2 separate regions of the Homo sapiens genome follow, and region 1 is linked to region 2. A link is an interaction called in ENCODE POLR2A ChIA-PET data of the cell type or tissue named here. Cell type or tissue: CD4-positive, alpha-beta T cell. All regions are shown on one strand.

What was found. Peaks named below come from ENCODE experiments on the same cell type or tissue, not always from the same donor. Only the 100,000 strongest peaks of a DNase experiment are listed, where the experiment ranks them.
Region 1: POLR2A ChIA-PET joins it to region 2 with 8 read pairs; 2 of 35 experiments call an interaction of 5 or more read pairs at or near these places.

What each region holds. Positions count from the first base shown.
Region 1 is chr13:73,624,620-73,628,619 of GRCh38, reverse strand. All of the region lies in intron 2 of LINC00393 (long intergenic non-protein coding RNA 393), which reads left to right. All of the region lies in intron 6 of LOC105370256 (a long non-coding RNA gene), which reads right to left. Among named protein-coding and RNA genes, the nearest start is that of LINC00393, 35 kb to the left of the region's middle. In CD4-positive, alpha-beta T cell, no CTCF peak of the experiment used is centred here; a DNase peak (open chromatin) is centred at 2,479; H3K27ac peaks cover 616 bases.
Region 2 is chr13:73,518,777-73,522,776 of GRCh38, reverse strand. No RefSeq gene overlaps it. Among named protein-coding and RNA genes, the nearest start is that of LINC00392, 43 kb to the left of the region's middle. RefSeq lists an enhancer at 1-299. In CD4-positive, alpha-beta T cell, no CTCF peak of the experiment used is centred here; DNase peaks (open chromatin) are centred at 1,356 and 2,006; H3K4me3 peaks cover 1,020 bases; H3K27ac peaks cover 1,455 bases.

The DNA.
Region 1 (4,000 bases), 110 kb before region 2:
CCATTACTGGGTATATACCCAAAGGATTATAAATCATGCTGCTATAAAGACACATGCACACGTATGTTTATTGCGGCACTATTCACAATAGCAAAGACTTGGAACCAACCCAAATGTCCATCAATGATAGACTGGATTAAGAAAACGTGTCACATATACACCATGGAATACTATGCAGCCATAAAAAATGATGAGTTCATGTCCTTTGTAGGGACATGGATGAAGCTGGAAACCATCATTCTCAGCAAACAATCGCAAGGACAGAAAACCAAACACTGCATGTTCTCACTCATAGGTGGGAATTGAACAATGAAAACACTTGGACACAGGAAGGAGAACATCACACACTGGGGCCTGTTTTGGGGTGGGGGGAGGTGGGAGGGATAGCATTAAGAGATATATCTAATGTAAATGATGAGTTAATGGGTGCAGCACACCAACATGGCACACGTATACATATGTAACGAACTTGCATGTTGTGCATATATACCCTAGAACTTATAGTATAATAAAGAAAATAGAAAGAAAAGAAAATAAGCTCAGGGCTACTACTGATTCTATGTTGTGACAAGTTGTATAATTATTTCATTATGTGTTACAGTGTAATAATAATAGAAATAAAGTGCACAATAAATGGGATGTGCTTGAATCATCTTGAAACCATCCTGCTCTCCTGGTCTGTGGAAAAACTGTCTTCCATGAAACCAGTGCTTGGTGCCAAAAAGGTTGGGGACTGCTGCTTTAGAGGGTCCATTCTGCCTACCATGGGCTGTAAAAAGCTCCTGGAATTATGTAGTCTAAATGACCAGCTCGGTCTACAGATGTCCCTTTTCGAAGGCCAGTCAGCTGGATTGGTGGCAGAAGTTGGGTGAATATCTAGCCCTTCTGATTTCTGGTCTAGGACAGACATAACCATAGTATCTGGTAACCTCTGACTCCACCTACCTCAATCCCACCCAACTGCTCTCTATCAAATCTCCTTGTTCATTTCCTTCATTCTAAAATGTTATTAAATGTTATTAGTTTACTTATTTATTGGATGTATTTTCTCACACAGTTATTCAAGTTCCCAATTAAACTGTAAGTCTAAAATAAGGATTTTTTTTTTCCTGGTTTGTTCACCATTGAATCTCCAGCACTACAAATGTGTTTGCTACACAGTATATATCAATAAATACTTGTTGAATGAATAATGATGTTAACATTTGGCTTGAATATGTGAGTCTTCAAAAAAAGAAGCAACACTACAATTCAAAACTTTTTCAATCTCAAAGTTCAAAGCATGTTCAGTTATCCACTGATTCTTTTGGCAAACCCTCTTCATTTCAAATATGCAGGTGCAGTGTACCCACTCACATGATAATGTCAACATCAAAATCAGTTGGGATTGACTGTGGTTGGATTTTCCCTAGGCAATGTACAGTGTATTAAATTTTGCATGCAAAGCAAGCCATTGTAACCTTCTACGGTAATGTATCATCCATGAGTGGTCCCATTAAAATAAATCAGCAATAGTAAGGCATGATTTTGTTTTATATTTAACATACTAATGAGTGTTACCAGGGCCAGCTGGACATTTGCATATGTTTATATTTTCCACAATGTTTTCTTATAAATTTTACCTCTACCTAAACCTTACTTGTCATACAGGGTTGGAAATAACTTCCGGTCATCTCGTCCATCCTCTTCCTTAGATCATAAGTGTATGAAAAACATCCATAAAGTCAGCTGAGCCGCTATTTCTTTTTTATTTTAATTTTTTGAGATGGAGTCTCGCTCTGTCACCCAGGCTGGAGTGCAGCGGCGCGATCTCGGCTCACTGCAAGCTCCGCCTCCCGGCTTCACGCCATTCTCCTGCCTCAGCCTCTCGAGTAGCTGGGACTACAAGTGCCCGCCACCACGCCCGGCTAATTTTTTTTTTTTTTTGTATTTTTAGTAAAGACGGGTTTCACTGTGTTAGCCAGGATGGTCTCGATCTCCTGACCTTGTGATCCGCCCGTCTCAGCCCCCCAAAGTGCTGGGATTACAGGCGTGAGCCACCGCGCCTGGCGCAGCTATTTCTTAAATAGTCTCCAAAAATATGGCTTTTTGACTGAAAGCCCTGAGTTTCATGACTATTAAGCCAAATATATTCTTTCCAAGTCTTACTTGTTCTTCCTCCCGTTACTATTTAAATTTCACTGACTTAATTATCCTCTCATATTTATCTCAGTGAACAGAGAATAACATAAAAAATAATTTATATCCTTAATTTTTCTTCAGGCTTCCACAGTAGATAATAGCTACAAAGTTAGGTTTTATTCGCTGGGATTCTTTTTCTTAAATGGCTGACTATACATTCTTTGAAGCTACATCTTATTTAGGACCTCAAGGTGAACACAGTATTTTATTGAAGTCCTAATTAGCGATGTATGTAGCGAGTGGGTGACTTCTTCCTGTGTGCTGCATCCGCAGAGAGACACAGCATTTCTGTGAAGGAGATCCCAATCTACAGGAAGCTCTGCACATAGAGTGAGTTTTGAGGTCTAAGCACATGCCCACTAAAAGGCAATCAGAAACACGCTGCATGCCAAAGGTAGGAAACCTGCTTTTCAAAAAAAAAAAAAAAAAAAAAAAAAGAGATTTAAAAATTGGCCTGTAAACATAGAAAAGAAATTGAATCTTTAAAATCAGATATTAACGGGGATATTGACAAACTTTCTGTGCTGGTTGTTTTAATGCTTCTGGAGTTTATTTTAAATTAATCCCTATCAAAATACACATAGAACTTACTTCAGGTGCACCTTTAGTTTAGAAGCCACAGTGGACCCCAAGAAGAGTAAGAGATGCAGTGAAGCCCGTCTCATTCTATGTGCAGAGCTTCCTGTAGACTGGGATCTCCTTCACAGGAGCTGCCAAGGTTCAACAAGCTTGGGGTTATCACTGGAGTTTCCTGGTGGTGTTCGCTGGAACCTTTGTGGTCTTACTGGACTTTTACTTGTTATACTGCTCCAAGGAGCATTTCACAAGCAGAGTTTAGATTCAGTTTTTAAGAATTAGCTATTTTTAAAACAATTTCAGTCTTGTCCGTGCTATAGTTTCTGGAGACCTTTCTTTTCTTCAAGCTCCAAATTTCCTTCTTGTAGCACCTCATTTCATAGAGGTGTCTTGCTCCTATGTATCTTTAAAGACAGCACTAAAAAGCAAACGATGCCAGATTTGCCATTAGTGGACTATGGAAATAGTTTACAAATCAATTTTATTGTAACCTGATTTAGGAATCATGTGCAGGGGTCAGGGGAGACTGGCTTCACAGTATGCATCTACAACCTTAAGATCCTATCACTGTATTGGTTGTGAATATATAAGTGTGAATTACATCCAGAATATAAACAAACATAAATTGTTTTATAAATTTGTTCTCACTTTTATTATGTAACTAATTCAGGCTGTTATGTAATGAATTCAGGCTTTATTAGATTTCACAATTTCTAAAAACATACACTTGATATGACTTCTTTGAACCTTGTGTTGATCCTTTGAGCAACGAGATGCACTGGGTATCATTGTATAATCAGTAGGGCATTATTTGATCCCAAATACAAGGAAATCTGTGGGTCTAAAACTTTTTTTTGCCTTTACTAGGTAAATATTCTGGATTATTCATAATCCACTTCAATCCCTGATTCAAAGACATTCAAAAGAGCATATTAATTCTTTTCCTAACTCCTTACATATTTTCCTTCTGTGAATTTAGTGATGCTTTTCCTACATTTGGTATATTTGGAAATTTTACTTTTGTTCAATATTTACAGCTCATCACAACTTATGCTAAGACTGAATTTTTTTTAATACCTCTTCAGGGCTATGTGTCTGGATCTGTAGTGGAGCAGAGTTTGTTTTCAAAAGTACCCCTTAGGGAAATCTAATATACAGTTTATTTGTAAATTATATAATCCGCTTCAAAATTAGGTTCTTTTCTATTGGTTAGATAAAAACGTACACAAGAAAATGCATGTAC
Region 2 (4,000 bases):
GCAAACAAAAAAGCATTCTTTATGGGAGGGCCCGGGCACGGTGGCTCACACCTGTAATCCCAGCACTTTGGGAGGCTAAGGCGGGTGGATCACCTGAGGTCAGGAGTTCGAGACCAGCCTGACCAACATGGTGAAACTACATCTCTACTAAAAATATAAAATTAGGCAGGGGTGGTGGCGCATGCCTGTAATCTCAGCTACTTGGGAGGCTGAGGCAAGAGAATCATTTGAACCCGGGAGGCGGAGGTTGCAGTGAGCTGAGATCGCACCATTGCACTCCAGCCTGGGCAACAATTGTGAAACTCTGCCTCAAATAAATAAATAAAGTGAGAGGTACTGCAGGAGATGGTGTTTCTAAGAGCATGGAGAGATGGTAAAGAAAGACAAGTTGGGAATTGACAGAGAGGCTGTACTAGAACAATGTTTTCAAGTTCAACCTCAGGTCAATAGAGTTTGCTAGATACGAGAAACATGGAAATAAATGTTCTTTCTCTTTTCCAAGTGATTTGAGGAAAATATTCACTCTGAGAAAGCACTTCCTTATGCTTCTCAAGATGAAAAGAAGGTTTCTATTTATGTATCATCCAAATGTCCTGGTGAGGAGCAAAACTTATTTGTCAAACACGCTGAACCTACCCACCCATATTGACTCATCCACTATCTCAGATGCTCTCTGAAATCCAGAATCTTTAAAAAGGAAAATAAGATACTTCATTGGCGTTTTTTTTTTCCCAGAAAGTTACTTATTATGACTTTTGTAGCTTTGCATTTTTTCTTTACTTCAACATGTTATTTTAAAAAACTTTTTGGTTTATTGTTAATTTCCCCTTTTGCGGGCTCAGTTGTACAATATGGTATGTGTGTTGGCTGTAATTTTGGAGCTGAATTTATGGGCCTGCTATAGTTCAAATGATAGTCTATTTTTGCTTGTTTTATTTTTTCCTGGGCTTGATATGTTTTATGAGGTTCTTTCCTATAGTGCTGGCATTCATATCTGGCATAACCAAAATTCTGTCTCTTATTTAATATTCCTTCAAAGCTTTAAACCTAAGTATTTTCTTTTCCTTTGTATGATGCTGGAGCTTGTTGTGATTTTTAAAAAATATCTGGAAACATTTCCTTCCACATCAGAAACTCAAGTTTGCAAGAAATCCCTTTGGGAGCCTTGAAATGTTTATTTGAAGGGCAGACAGGAGGGACTGACAACACTGGACCTCCTGTCCACCCAGTCCCTGTGTGCATCTGCGGGAGAAGGGATGAGGTTGGAGTGAGGAGACTGGCACTGATTCTTCACCCAGACCCTCTGAAGCCCTTACCTGCCTGACATCCTCTTTCCTCTCTAGTGAGGTACGACCTCACTGCTCTCATTAGTAAACAGGCTGCTCTTCTCCAAGCTTTCACTTTCACAGTGAACAGGAGACAGCCTCTACTGCTGGGTTTCTTGTACAGGCTGACTTGACCTTCCAGGAAAAATGTAAAAACAAAAACCAAAATTGTAAAGAGGTTTGGGGGAACACAGGGTGGTTCAATAAGACGGGTGCCTGTATTAGTCCACGGAATAAATTTCTGCACAATCCACTCCACCTAAAGGAAGCTATAAAAACCTTATGATTCCCCAGGAGACCCTAGATCCAGCCTAGCCCTGCCCCTAACTAGCTATGTGGCTTTGCACAAGTAACTTCTCCAGGTCTGAGTTTTCAGGTAAGTCAGAGATGAAAGGGACTATGGGATCTTCAGGCCCAACTCCCTGCTATTTCTAGTGTGGAAATAGAAGATTGGAGGAGCCGAATGACCTGGCAAGGTCACGGTTAGTTAGAGGCGGGTCATCTGACTCTCCATAAAACTTTTTTTTCCACCACATCATACAGTTTCTCTCACGTGTAAAACTTGACTGGGGAGTGGGGAGAAGATGGCAGTTAGGAGGAGAGGAGGGGAACAGTTGTGAAAGTTTCTTGAAGTTTTCATGCTGTGCAGCATCCACGGCTGTGGGAAGCTAGGTTGATGCATGTTCAGAGCAGCCACTTCTAATGCCTCCATTTCCTCCTCACTTGTCTCCTCCCCGTCTCTTTCCCCCTCCCTTCCACTTTTTCTCCACACCTCATCACTGTTTTCTTCTTTATCATCTCCCTGTTTCTTTTCTATTCTTCATGATTCTGAGTTAGGAAATACCTTACCAGCAGGTATAGTTTATTGTGCTTTTTGCTTTTTTTTCTTTTCTTTTCTTTTCTTTTTAAGAAAAGGTCTCACTCTATTGCCCAGGCTGGAATGTGGTGGAATGTGTGGCTGCAATCACGGATCTCTGCAGCCTTGAGCTCCTGGACTCAAATGATCTTCCCATCTTAGCCTTCCAAGTAGCTGGGACTACAGGCACATGCCATCACACATCACACATCTCCCAACTTTTTTGTAGAGATGGGGTCTCACTATGTTGCCCAGGCTGGTCTCAAACTCCTGGGCTTAAGCGATCCTCCCACCTCAGCCTCCCAAAGTGCTGGGATTACAAGTGTAAGTCACCATGCCTGGTCTTTTGCATACTTTATTTTCTTTAGGAGAAAAATATGAGAGCTAGCCAATCAGTAAATAGAAATTATGTCCCTTCAAAGACAAAGTGTTTCCAAAAAAAAATTTTAGGAAGATGGAATTAGATGAAAAAAAAAAAGATCTTGTTTTATATTTTTGGGCTTTAGAGGTTAAATCATTTCTATAGAAGGGTGTGCTAGAAAGAAAAGTTAGAAGGCTTGCTTCTGGAAAATGCAGCATTCTAATTCAAGTGTTGTCTGAGAAGAGAAAGCAGAGAGTACTCATTGTACTAATGTGAAAAAGATGAATGACACCTAAATGGGTTTTCTTTGCATCACAGACCACAGTTAAGTGTTTTACATGCATTTGTCACTGCTATTAATGTAATCACATAAAACTTTCTCTTGTTCTCAAGTGCTTTTAAAGTGAGCTATTTGAGCTTTTGATTCTGCAGGTTTTCCTTCTCTTTCAAAATTAGCAAAGGTAATATGTAAGCCCTGAAACTTTTTTTTTTAAATGTAAGAGCAGAAGTAAAGAAAAGAGTATGGTAGTTGCTTGGGTAAATTGAGAACCGTGGCGTATCTTTCATGGGCTGTTGCCCGTAATTGTAATAAAAATATCCTGAGAGGATCATAAAGGACATTGCAAGTGTTTTCTGAATGATATATTAGTACCAGATCATCTATGCAGGCCGTCTGCACAGCCATTCTTCTCCTGTTGTATTTTCCCTCTGACTGAGGAACTCCTGGCCGCCTCAGGGAGAGACTCCCTGCTGTGCCCCCGACAGCAGGAAAATCTTGGGATGGACACAGGGTAGTCATGGGCTTTGCTTTGGCATGGTTTCTGGAGCTCACAGAGTTCTAACTATGTCAGAGGCATGGGAACCAGAGCAACTCCATCTTGAATGGGGCTGGGTAAAATGAGGCTGAAACCTACTGGGCTGTATTCCCAGACGGTTAAGGCATTCTAAGTCACAGGATGTCATAGGAGGTCGGCACAGGATACAGGTCATAAAGACCTTCCTGATAAAACAGGTTGCAATAAAGAAGCCAGCCAAAACCCACCAAAACCAAGATGGCCACGGGAGTGACCTCTGGTCGTCCTCACTGCTACGCTCGCACCAGTGCCATGACAGTTTACAAATGCTATGGCAACGTCAGGAAGTTACCCTACATAGTCTAAAAAGGGGAGGCATGAATAATCCACCCCTTGTTTAGCATGTCATCGAGAAATAACCATAAAGATGGGCAACCAGCAGCCCTCAAGGCTGCTCTGTCTATGGAGTAGGCATTCTTGTATTCTTTTACTCTCCTAATAAACTTGCTTTCAATTATGGACTCACCCTGAATTCTTTTTTGCATGGTATCCAAGAACCCTCTCTTAGGGTCTGGATTAGGACCCCTTTCCTGTAACAACTAGAGTGGGCTCCTTGAAGGGTAGTGAAAAGCCTCTCTTTACCACTTCATTGTACCCTGCCCCA